Linked DNA regions of Homo sapiens: region 1 is linked to region 2. The links are chromatin contacts, found by Hi-C or POLR2A ChIA-PET in ENCODE. All regions are on one chromosome and are shown on one strand. The core of a region is the stretch at or near the end of the contact, and the rest is flanking DNA. Distances in the headings are between cores, read along the strand shown. Region 1 overlaps LOC101927200 (a long non-coding RNA gene). Region 2 holds the start of TOX2 (TOX high mobility group box family member 2).

What was found. A loop is a pair of places that touch in the nucleus more often than their neighbours do. ChIA-PET counts read pairs that join two places held with the same protein, here RNA polymerase II (POLR2A). Pooled maps may share reads with other maps.
Region 1: a loop to region 2 is called in a map with no recorded cell type, with 2.6 times the contacts of the local background. The contact joins the enhancer-like site here to the promoter of TOX2 in region 2. A Hi-C loop is called at or near these places in 2 of 168 maps with a recorded cell type or tissue (HCT116 and endothelial cell of umbilical vein), 1 of 37 single-sample maps with no recorded cell type and 5 of 50 pooled maps. POLR2A ChIA-PET finds 5 or more read pairs at or near these places in 1 of 52 experiments (WTC11).

The regions. Positions count from the first base shown.
Region 1 is chr20:43,730,066-43,736,319 of GRCh38, forward strand. All of the region lies in intron 1 of LOC101927200 (a long non-coding RNA gene), which reads left to right. Among named protein-coding and RNA genes, the nearest start is that of GTSF1L, 6.2 kb to the left of the region's middle. Within about 2 kb of position 3,328, at least 2 of the 41 ENCODE cell types and tissues checked have a DNase peak (open chromatin) inside an H3K27ac peak, as active enhancers do.
Region 2 is chr20:43,911,252-43,917,766 of GRCh38, forward strand. It overlaps TOX2 (TOX high mobility group box family member 2), which reads left to right and starts at 3,601. Exons shown (of 9, transcript NM_001098797.2): 1 at 3,601-3,739. The coding sequence starts at 3,641. RefSeq lists silencers at 3,252-3,371, 3,472-3,571, 3,592-3,701, 3,752-3,841, 4,912-4,971 and 1 more and enhancers at 3,338-4,055, 4,056-4,773, 6,152-6,211.

The sequences.
Region 1 (6,254 bases), core at 2,078-4,577, 180 kb before region 2:
TATTTTTAGTAGAGATGGGGTTTCACCGTGTTAGCCAGGATGGTCTCCATCTCCTGACCTTGTGGTCCGCCCACCTCGGCCTCCCAAAGTGCTGGGATTACAAGCGTGAGCTACCATGCCTGGCCTAAAATAATATTTTTTAAAAGGAACTATAGTGTTGTCCTTACTGGGAGTTAACAGGGAGTTCAGCATCTGCTCTTCCACACCCCCAAGCCTGGTGCAGTGTCTGCCAATGATGCTGATAGCAATCTTCTTTTTTTCTTTTTGGGATACAGTCCCTCTCTGTCACCCAGGCTGGAGTGCAGTGGCAAGATTTAGTCTCACTCCATCTCAAACTCCTGAGCTCAAGTGATCCTCCCACCTCAGCTTCCGGATTGCTGGGACTTACAGGGGCCAGCCATGACACTCGGCTGATTTTTTTATTTGTTGTAGAGATATAGTCTCTCTATGTTGCTCAGGCTAGTCTTGAACTCCTGTGCTCAAGTGATCCTCCCACTTTGGCCTCCCAAAGGTCTGGGAATTACAGGCGTGAGCCACCATGCCCGGCTGACAGTGACTTTTTAATCCCTAGTGCCATAGTCTTTTTCATGCTTCCGACCAGAGGTGGCCCAGGCTGGAGTCTTCAGGCTTCTGTAATTCTGGTTGTCTTTGATCGTTTGTGGTTTATTGTCCTTGAAAAATTATTTGCGAGGGTTTCCAAAGCCTAGGTTACATGTGCCTGGCTGAGAGAGGCTTTTAAATTCTGCATATGGAGATCACAATGAAAGCACTGTATCCGTCATTGAAATCCACATAATGAGGAGTAAGACATTGCTGTTGCAGGTTTCTTTGTGACCACGCACCTATTAGTGTGGCAGGCTGAGATTCAGTCCATTATGGAGAGAGGGAAGGCTGGGGTTGTTTGTGCTTCTTCTTTTTTTTTTTGAGATGGAGTCTCACTCTGTTGCCCGGGCTGGAGTGCAGTGGTGTGATCTCGGCTTACTGCAACCTCTGCCTCCCGGGTTCAAGCAATTCTCCTGTCTCAGCCTCCTGAGTAGCTGGGATTACAGGTGCCCGCCACTATGCCCTGCTAATTTTTTGTATTTTTAGTAGAGATGGGGTTTCACCATGTTGGCCAGTCTGGTCTCGAACTCCTGACCTCGTGATTCGCCTGCCTCGGTCTCCCAAAGTGCTGGGATTACAGGCGTGAGCCACCGCGCCCGGCTGTTTGTGCTTCTAATGGACATCTTGAATGGTCCTCAAGCCTGCAGCCTCCTCCTGGCACCTGCTCTGAGCCTGGGACCTGAGAGGTTGCTCACCATGGCAACCCAAGAGGAGCTAGGGATGCACACACATCTGTCTGTGTGAAACTTTTCAACCCTGTCTGTGCATGTGTGACCAGCGCTGCAAATAAGATCGGACCTGCTTTCCTCTCACTCCCCTCCCTGCTGATCTTCATCCTGAGAGATGCTGCCAACAGATGGTAACACAGGCATGGAGAGGAGGTCACAGAGTGTGCAGAAACAGTGTTTTCTGAAAATGAGAAATGGCATGTCCTGGTTAGCTGAGTCAGCAATTATCATTATGGGGTGGGATGCAGCCATCGGAGGATTAGTCATCATGAATCTGAAGTCTCCAGGCGAGGAGAGAGTCTGACGTCATGCAGGCCAGCTTCTCTCCCAGGGCCGGCATGCCCCCCAGAGCATCCCTGGAGGATGGTCAGACAGCGATGGGGAGCTCACTACCTCTCCAGACAGTTCAATTGTTAGGTTGCACACCGAGCTGACCGCCTCCTCATACCCTGTAGCAGTTAGTGTCAACACTGTGCCCTCTGCCCCAGGCACCTCCTGCAGGTTAAAGGAGATCCTAAGCATGCTAAACTCAAGCTGTGTGTATGTGGCGTTAGTATGGGTGGCCACTCCATTTCTGGCTCCTTGAGTCTCCCTGCCATGTCCAGGAGACAGGTGTGGACAGCATAGGTAGCCCCCATGGGCTTTTGGGCTCTGGCTCAGGGCTTCTCCATGCTGACCACCTCTGTGGGCCACCCCTTGCCCAAGGGCTTCTCTGGTCTCAGCCGTCTGGGCACCTGCCAACTCCTTTGACTCAAGGACCTTATTTAGAAAACTCTCTTCATGTAGTGACAATGAGTGTAGCACCATGTAGCATTTCTCAAACTATAATGTGGCCAGGAATCGCTTGGGTTCTGGTTAAAATGCCTGACTGGGTGACGTTTGGTTGTCTTTGTCGGGTTCCATGTCACAGCTATGCTAGATTTGTAAACTGAATCAGAGCACATTCTCTTTTTTGTTTTCTGGATGGCTTAAACAGCCTACAAACATTCTTTGAAAGTCTGAGAGAACTTGTCTGCTAAACTCTCTGACCCACACCCTGTTGGGAAATAGTCCTCTGTCAGTTTTAAAGTTGATTCCCTGGTTTTTTACTTCTCTTGGCAATTCTCATTTTTCTAGAAAAGTGTGCTGTTATGGACTGAATTGCATCCCTCTCAAATTCATATGTTGAAGCCTGTGACCCCCAAATATCTGAGACAGGTCTCAGTCGATTTAGAAAGTTCCTTTTGCCAAAATTAAGGATGCCCCCGTGACACAGCCTCAGGAGGTCCTGACGACATGTGCCCAAGGTGGTCGGGGCTCAGCTTGGTTTTATACATTTTAGGGAGACATGAGACATCAATCAGTATATGTAAGATGTACATTAATTCCATCCAGAAAGGCGGGACAACTGGAAACAAAGGCAGGACAACAACAAAGGTAGGGAGGGGGCTTCCAGGTCATAGGCAGATAAAAGACAAACAGTTGCATTCTTCTGCATTTCGGATTAGTCTTTCCAAAGGAAGCAATCAGATAGGCATTTATCTCAGTGAGCAGAGGGAAGACTTTGAATAGAATGAGAGGCAGATTTGCCCTGACCAGTTCCCAGCTTGACTTTTCCCTTTAGCTTAGTGATTTTGGGGTCCCAAGATTTATTTTTCCTTTCACAAGCCTTAACCCTCAATGTGACTGATTTTGGAGATAGGGCCTTGAAGGATGCAATTAAGCTTAAATGAGGTCATAAGGATGAGGCCCTGATCTGATAGGACTGGTGTCCCTAGGAGACGAGGAGGAGACACTAGAGCTCTCTCTACTCCTGCACAGAGGAAAGGCCAGGTGTGCACAGAGCAAAAAAGGCTGATATCAGCAAGCCAAGAAGAAAGGCCTTACCTTGCCCTGCTGGCACCTTGATCTTGGACTTGCAGCCTCCAGAACTGTGAGAAAGAAATTTCTGTTGTTTAAGCCACCCAGTCTGTAGTATTTCCTTAGGGCAGCCCGAGCTGAGGAAGACACGTGTTCTCCACTGAACTCTCCCAGCTGACTAGCACACTGCATGCATTTAATACTCTTCTAATTTGAAACCTCTCCTCTGTGTCTTTGATTACATTTCCTTGACTTCTCTACTGTGTTTCTGTGTTCTCTCTCGCTCACTTGCTTCCTACTTCCTCCCCCTGCCCACCCCACAACCTTTTTTTTTGAGTCGGAGTCTTGCTCTGTCACCCAGGCTGGAGTGCAGTGGTGCGATCTCGGCTCACTGCAACCTCCACTTCCTGGATTCAAGCAATTCTCCCATCTCAGCCTCTCGAGTAGCTGGGATTACAGGCGCCTGCCACCACGCCTGGCTGACTTTTGTATTTTTAGTACACATGGGGTTTCGCCATGTTGGCCAGGCTGGTTTCAAAGTCCTGACCTCAGGTGATCCACCTGCCTCGGCCTCCCAAAGTGCTGGCATTACAAGCATGAGCCACCGCGCCTGGCCGTGTGACCCCTCCCTTTATTGGGCTTCCACAAGGCTGGGTGTCCTACAGCTGTTTACAAGAAACCAAGTCTTTGATTTATCAGTTCTATGGATTTTTATGTTTTCTATTTCATTAGTTTTTATCTGTATTTCTGCTTCTCTCCCTGGGTTTATCGTGTTGCTTATTTTCTAGCTCCTTAAGTTGGATGCTTCATTTGCCTTCAGTCTTCCTTGTTGAATAACAGAAACATTTGCAGCTATGGGGCGTACTTCGGTTTCATTCCCTAAGTATGGCTACGTGGAGTTCCAATTGTCATGACGTTCTGAATGGCCCATAACTGCAGTTTTGTTCCTTTCTTTGATTCAAGTTATTTAGGCATAAATTTCCAAGTGATTTCATTTTTTTGTTGTTGTTGTCTATCCTTTTGTTTTTAATTTCTGTTTTTATTGCACGGTGGATAGATAATGTGGCCTGAGAAAACGATGGCTTGTTAGTGCCTGTGAGGTGTTCTTGGTGGCCTAAAATGTCATCAGTTTTGGTCACTTCCTTACAGATGTTTGAATTAAATGTCTTCCCTGTTTATACCTATTTATTAAATGATGCTTGTTTTTCCACGCTGGCATTGCTTGGAATGTGAGTCCTACAAGCTGCTCTGGGGATTGTCACACTGTACCTTCTCCTGGGGAATCTCAGTGGACATCAGCACAGATCCAAGAAGGCCTAAGGAAAAGCCAACCATGAACCTTTGCTTCACTCAGTGTCTCCCAGGTGCAGCCTTTTCTCTTTAGCACCTGTTGCTACCTCTACCAGCTAGTTTCCTGTGGAACTAGTTGAGAAAACTCTGTTTTAAGGTTTTCTCGTATTTCTTGGGGAGTAACTATTTGTTAAGGGTCATCAGTACTCATTTCTCAGGTATAACCTCACTCTGCCTCACCAAGGCTAGAGTGCAGTGGTGCAATCTCGGCTCACTACAGCCTCTGCCTCCCGGGTTCAAGCGATTCTCCTTCCTCACCCTCCCGAGTAACTGGGTTTACAGGTGCCCACCACCATACCCAGCTAATTTTTGTATTTTTAGTAGAGATGGGGTTTCACCATGTTGGCCAGGCTGGTCTCGAACTCCTGACCTCAGGTGATCCACCTGCCTTGGCCTCCCAAAGTGCTGGGATTCCAAGCATGACACTGTGCCTGGCCAAACTCTTCCTTTTTTTTTGAGACAGAGTCTTGCCCTGTCGCCCGGGCTGGAGTGCAATGGCTTGATCTCAGCTCACTGCAACCTCTGCCTCCCGGGTTCAAGTGATTCACCTGCCTCAGCTTCCCGAGTACCTGAGATTACAGGCATGCACCATCATGCCCAGCTAATTTTTTGTATCATTAGTAGAGATGGGGTTTCACCATGTTAGCCAGGCTGGTCTCAAACTCCTGACCTTGTGATCTGCCCGCTTTGGCTTCCCAAAGTGCTGGGATTACAGGCATAAGCCACCGTGCCCGGCCAACTTCCTCCTTTTTTTAAAAAATTAGAGACGGGGGTCTTGCTTAGTCACCTAGGTTAGAGTGCAGTGGTGCAACCGTATCTCACTGTAGCCTGGAACTCCTGGGCTCAACCAATCCTCCTGCCACCACACCTGGCTAAGATTTTAAAATTTGTTTTAGAGACAAGGTCTCACATGTTGCCCAGGCTAGTCTTGAACTCTTGGCTTCTGCCTTAGCCTCTTGAGTAGCTGGGATTACAGGCATGAGCCACAGTGCCCAGTTGACCTCTTCCTTTTCATCTCTGGGCCTATCTGTGAGTGCTGAGCTGCTTCTCTGCTGGAGTGGAGTGTGTCCGTGTGGCTTCTGTCTGATGCTGAGGCTGTCTCAGTTCAGGCTGGATTCTCTGTCCTTTTGCTCTTGGAGACTTGGTTATCGAGGGACCCAACCAAGGAGTGAAGCTGTGTAGTGACTTTACTGATGCGCCCAAGGGTTTTTCTCTTTGTTGTAGCAGCCCAAAGTTAGCTGGACCTCAGGAACAACCCACACCTCATTCCAACATCAGCGCAGGAGGGCGTGAGATGTGGCCACAGCCTGTGGCACCATGGGATGGGCCAGCCCTCCTGCCCCTTCAGCAGGGGCAACATCAGCGCTGAGCTTTAGTCCTCAGTGATACCTGGTGGCATTTGCTTCTCTGCCACCTGCTGCTTTGAGCTTTTCAGTTTTGTGGAGTTCTACTGGTATTATGCTAGAGTTCTTCCAGAAGTAGACCCTAAGATGAGATTTCAGATATAAGTAGTTCATTCGGGAAGTGCAGGTAAGGCTGTGGAGAAAGAGTAAGGAAGATACATTTATAGATGTACTCACATACCAATATTTAAAACTAATAAGAGTCAAAAATTATAACAATTTTTTGTATTTTCTTTTCTTTTCTTTTTTTCTTTTTTTTTTTTTGAGACAGAGTTCTACTCTTGTTGCCCAGGTTGGAGTGCAATGGCGTGATCTCGGCTCACTGCAACCT
Region 2 (6,515 bases), core at 2,351-4,850:
AGATCAAGCTTTGGGGCCTTGTTGGACTTTGCTGCTGGACTTCTCAGATACCTCCGTGGTGCTGGCTCCCTCCTCAGGGAAGAAAGTGGATATACGTGATTGGCAGGGTTGATTGTTGCTGCTGCTGGCAGGCTCCAGAGAAGTCAAATAGCTGCCTGTAGCTGACCCATTGCACATGCATCTTCAAACTCTGGTGGTCATTGTTCTACACCTCTGGCCAGAGTTAGTGGGACCAACACTGTGGAAATATGGGCAGTAGGAAGTGCTCCAGGTGGAATTTCCAGACTTAGGTGTAGTCCTGGCTCTACTATTAACTGTCAGGATGTGCATTCCTCACTGGGTCTCACTCTTCTCATCTGTAAAATGGCCACAGCAGTCTTATTTCCTGACCCAGAGTATTTCTGTGAAGACTGATTTCTTCAACCTGCAACAGAGGTGTCTGCAAAAAAAAACTGGATCACAAGGTCAGGAGATCAAGACCATCCTGGCCAACATGGTAAAACCCTGTCTCTACTAAAAATACAAAAATTAGCTGGGCATGGTGGCACACACCCGTAATCCCAGCTACTCAGGAGGCTGAGGCAGGAGAATCGCTTGAACCAGGGAGTCGGAGTTTGCAGTGAGCCAAGATCACACCACTGCACTCCAGCCTGGTGACAGAGTGAGACTCTGTCTCAAAAAACAAACAAACAAACAAAAACACCAAAGCAAAATGAAACAAAAATAAAACTACAGCAAGCATTATAACTAATGGTGAACTATTGATATCTTTCCTTCTGAGATCAGGAAATCAGGAATGGGGCAAGAGTGTCTGCTACTATTACTTCTTTCCAAAATTATACTGGTGATATTAGCCAGTGCAACAAGGCAAGAAAAAGAAACAAAACTTATAAGAATTGAAAAGAAAAAACTAAAACTCTCATTTTTACAGATGAGATAGAAATTTTTTTTTAAAGCCAAAGAATCTACAGATGAATTACTAGAATTAATAAATGAGTTTGGCAATGTTGCTGGATACAAGGGCATTATTTAAAAATCTATTTATACTATGTTTCAGACCTATATTGCTAAGTAACAAATCACTCCAAAACTTTGTGGCTTAAAATAACAATAATCATTTATTATCTCTCATGGTTTCTGTGCATTTTGGATTCAAGAAGGGCTCATCTGCACAGTTCAGCCTTTTTCATGTGGGTACAGTCAGATAGCAGATGGAACAGGAACAGCAGGAGCTGGCAGAGCTGGGGACTGGCTAGGAATCCCTCTTTACTTAGTATCAGGGTCTCTGCATATGATTTTTCTGTGTGGGTTAGTTTGGGCTTCTTCAATGCATGGCAGCCTAAGAGAGAGTTCTCATATGATGGCTTAGTGTTCCAAAGACAAAAGTCCTGAGAGAGGGAGCCAGGTAGAAGCCCTATTAATTTTATGATCTAGCTAGCCTCAGAAGTCACATAGATTCACTTCTGTCACATTCTTTTTGTTAAAACCCATTCGCTAAGACTAATCCCTTCCCGAGGGGAAGAGTGTTAGACTCTACTTCTTGGGAAAGGTGTCAAAGAATTTGTGGACATGTTGTAAAACAACAACCCTGTACTGACAACAAACAGAAAATAAAATAAAGAAGCCATTCATAATAGCAACAAAAAACACCCGGGGCTAAATTTAATAAAAGATGTGCAAGGTCTCCACGTAGAAAACTACAAAACATTGCTGAGATAACTTTTTTAAAAACCCAAAATAAATGAAGGGACATACCATGTTCATGGATAAGAAGTTTTACTATTGAAAATGTTAATTTTATTCCAATTGATCTAAAGGTTCAAAGTGATACCAATTGAAATCCCAGCAAGATTGTGTTAGTGTGTTTGTGTGTATATATATAAATAGGTATGCTGATTCCAAAATTTCTGTGAAAGTGTAAACATCAAGAATAGCCAATGCAGTCTTAAAAGAACAAAATGGGTAGGCTTATTTCATGGGACATTTAGACTTATAAGCCCACAGTAATCCAGACATTGTGATAATGGCACAGGGAGAGAAAAATAGGCTAACAGAACAGAATAGAGAATTCAGGAACAGTCTTATGCACATATCGACTACTTGATTTACGACAATGTTAGCATTGCAGAAGAGTATGTGTGTGTGTGTAGGGGGGTGGTGGTGGTGGTGGTGATCTTTTCAATAAAGAGTGCTGGTCAGTTGGATATCCAGATGAAAAAAATGGACACAGGACAATGGAAATTTTTTTCTGATGAGGTGTGGCATTGTATTTCTAGAAACAATGACTGCTGAAATTTATTTGGAAGTTCTTTCCTTTCTGAGCTATAATTTCCCTCTGTTGTTCCCAAGCCTTCAGTGAATGCCTGTTTCCCACACCTATCTTTTGTTAATGCATCTTTCTTATGGTCCTAGTTCTAGGCCAGGACCAGCAAAGCCCAAGCAGCAGTTGAGAACTAAGTTCTAAGCTAGCTCCTGAGTGGGCAGGAAGCTCAAGTCCTTTTCTCCCAATGGCATCCTATATCCTGGTGCCACACAAGAATGCCATTCTGGCTGACTTCGCCTCCTGGCCTCTCCCAGTCAGACATACCTGGAGCAGTCAGTGAGCAGTGAGATTGCTAGGGGAGATTGCTAGTGTAGACAATTCTTGCATGAAAAGGGGGATGGGGGTGCAACAGTCTAGCAACCAGCAAGTGATATCAAGAACTAGAGGGTTTTTTTTTTTTTTTTGGTTGGGGAGGAACCCCATTTCACAGTCACCTTTCTGACCCACCATCAGAGCCATCCCATTCCAATCTCATTTTCTTCCTTTCCTCACTCCAAGAGACCGTGACTGTGGGCAGATCCTAGACCCCTCTTCAGAGCTTCGGGCTCTAGGCATTCCTGCGGCCCTCCCCTCCCTATCATTAAAAGGGGTGGGGTCCTGCTGCCTTCTCCAAGTGGTTTCAGCTCTGGATCCTTTGGGGGCAACGGAGCCCACCCGCCTGGAGCTCCATTACTGATGCTGCAAGTTTTTGACTCAGTTTCCCCATATGTGAGTGAGAGTTTAAGCGCGGCAATCTCCAGGGGGGGCTGTCAAGCTGACTCAGATCAGTGAGACGAGGAGGGGGCGGGCATGCTAAGAGCATCCTCCGGCGCTGGCCTGCGTCCCCCCAGGTAAGGCAGCACCCATCTCCAAAGTGGTCCTGTCACCACCTTCCTCTTCCCCCCGCACCCACGCCGCGGGGCGGGGACTAGCGCCGCCTCAAATATTTAGGGCAAGGGAGTGTCCCACTTCTGGGGAGGGGTGCCGTTCGGGCTTCTCTCCTCACCGTGGGTGGCGAAAGGCGGGACGGAAAAGCGCCGTCTGGACAGGCGCGCCCCCCTCAGGGATGCAGGGCCGGGCGGGGGACCCGGCGGCGGCCCAGCCCGGAGGAAGGACCTCCACGCCCCGGCCCGGGCCCCCGGGCCCCCGGCCCTAGGCAGCGCCCGAGGCCGGAACAATAGCGCGCGCGGGCGGGGCGGGGGCGGGGGCGGGGCGCTCCTCTGGGCACCGCCCCCGGCCCGCCCCCCGCGCTCGCAGTCCCGCTCGCACACTGGCTCCCACCCGCCGCCCGCCCAGGCACTGCCCGCGGGAGCCGCCGCCGCCGCCGCCGCGCCCGCCATGGACGTCCGCCTGTACCCCTCGGCGCCCGCGGTGGGCGCGCGGCCCGGGGCCGAGCCGGCCGGCCTGGCGCACCTGGACTATTACCACGGCGGCAAGGTAGGCGGGGGCGGGCGGGGGTCCCCGGCGGGCGGGGCCGGAGTCACCTGGCAGCTCGGGACTCAGGCGCTCCCGGGGTCACACGGGGCCGCGCACATCAGCCCCGCCGACGGGCACGGGCGGCTCACATCGATCCCCTCGCGGCCACGCTCACGCCCTGAGTTGTTGGGATCGCGGGCAGAAGTCATCCCGACAGCCACCCGTGCGACGACACAGTGGCCCCTCACTCGCGTCCCCCTGACAGCCTCGCAGTCATTCACAAGCCGTCACAGTGACCCACAGCCACACGCAGGCGGCCAGGCACTGCTTACACGGTCCCGCCGTCCCACGCAAGTCACCCTGACAGTCACTTATACACAACGACACGCAACCACTCACCCGCAAACAGCCTCACCGCCACAGACGAGTCACCCACAGACGCTCCGATGCCCCACACACCGTGACATGCCCCCACCCGCTGTCACACCCAGGCACAACGGGGGACAGTCACACAAAGAAGTCGCCCGACAGTCACACTCTCGCAGCCACAACGCCTCACCCAGGCGCACGCTGTCACACACAGCCACCCCCCTGGACGGTGAGCCTCAGACACAGATCGTCCTGACGGCCACACAGTCACACGCGGTCACACCCAGGGACGGCCACACCTCGGTCATCCACACTCGCGCGTCGAGGTTTAACTTCTCAGCGCCGCAGCACACTAATTGGGCAGTTTACTAATTGGCCGTCACTGCCTGGCGGGGCCTCGGATTCCGAGTAGGCTGCGGCCAATCGAGGCCTGTGTCCTCCCGGGAGCGGTGAGCCGGCGTCCCTCCAGGCTGGGGCTGTAGTGCCGGACACCCTCCCTCCTCCATGTTTCCAGGATCTATCCCCCCACCCCAGCCAGGTCCCAGCTGCGCTGCGCCGGGCGCATTCCCAGTGATGGAGGCTTGCGTGCCTGGAACCCCGAACCCGAGGCGTCAGGTCCCACTGCCGGGTCTGGCCCAGCCTGGATGGGTTGGGTGCCTCTAAGCAGTCCGCGTCCCCTTCGGTCGCCGGAGAGGGAACTTTCAAACTTAGTTAGGAAGCCAGACTGTCCGCGCGTCCGCCAGTCGGTGCGTCGGTCCCGGGCCGGCTGGAGCCAAGCGCGGGTTTTCGTCACTCGGAGCCCGGATTGAACAGCGCGCGTGGGTTTCCCGCAGCCCTGGCGCAGACGCGTGGGCTCCGTGGCGATGCGGGGTGAGTGCGCGTCCAGTGGCTGGATCGGCGCCCCCCAGGGTCTCTCCCCAACCTCGCAGGCTTTTCGTCAGGCCCCTGGTAGTGGGGATGAGGCAGGAGAGAGGCGTCCCGGCGCGGATCCCGGGGCCTCCCGGGCTGGGCCTCCCTGAGTGCGCCCTCAGGCCCCAGGGGAGCGGCTTCTGGCAAAGCCTCCCTGCAGTTCGCCAGGGGCAGCAAGCATCCAGGCCACTAGGGCCTGCGCGATGTGGGGCGGTGGTGGGCGACAAGTGAGGTCTCGCGAAGAGTGGCGGTGGTTCTCTTTTGTCCAGTGACCTGCAAAGTTAGAAGCCGATGAGGGGGGATGGTAGCCTCAGGAGAAGGCCGGGAGCTGCCTCCAGTCTGATGGAGGAAAATAGATTAAAAGTAGCAAGTGGAGTTTTCAGGGAGGAGAAGGTTGGGTGTGGGGGCAGCTGGTCTGTCTTCTGCCCTTGGCTTTGTTATTTTTCAAAATGTGAAGTTGGCGAGGTAGGTACCAGCCTCTGGTTTGCGGGTGTGGGTGGGCTGGGCATTTGTGCCTCAAAGTCTGAGTGGGTGGGGGTTTAGCCTGGAGCGCTCCGTTTGAGGGTGGTGTTTCTATAAATCTCGCCAGGGTGGGGCTGTCCCAAATAGGGGCCTTTGGAGGCAGGACTCAGCCGAGGCCCCTGCTTTATTCTGATGCTCTGTAAACCTCTGACTCAGCACCAGAACCTGTGCGAATCTCGCCGGGAAGGGCCCGTCAGGGAGGGAATGAGAAGCCGGCGATTCTGGTTTCTTTCTGTGTGGGATGTAGGACCCCTGGCCCATAGCTGAGGATGTGTCCAGAGTGGGGCGGGGCAGGGATGGGGGTGGGGATGCAGCTGAGCCACTTGATAGGTGAAAGGAAGGTCTGACTTTGCACTTGGATGTGAAATCTGCTACTCAGTCCTTCAGGCTAGAGCAGGGTGAGGCGGGAGGGGAGAGGTCACTGTATTCATTTAGGGGCTAGAGGTCTTTTGGTAAGGGATTCCCAAGTGGGCATGGCCTTAGTGGTGGTGGTTGGGGGGTAGGGCCAGGCTGTGATCAGGAACTCCCCTTTTCTGGCTCAAGAAGTGGATGGGGAGGGGTTGGGGAGGGAAATGCCCAAGCTCCACCTTTACACTAGTCACTATCAAAGCTGGAGGGGAAACAGGCTCAGGGTGCAGTAGTGACCACACTTGGGGCCTGTAGGCCTGGCTGAATCCAGACATTGTGGGGTGGACACACCCACACATGGGGGGCTCTGTCCGCAGACAAGAGGCTCGTTGCACAGGGAGCCAGGCTTTATATACATAAGGGCAAGCATTTGCCCAAGTGATGCCCGACACCTATGGGGCAGTTGACCTGGAAGGGCTCTTGGCGACCGTCCCCTTGGCGACCATCCCCTTGGCGACTGTCCCCTTAGCGATCCTCTACACAGAGATTCCCAGCCTCTTTAAACCAAAGTCACGAACATTGGTTGTTCTTTTGGTATCTTTTGTTTGAGAAAATGCACACTAATGAAAAGCTGTTATGGTTTTATTTT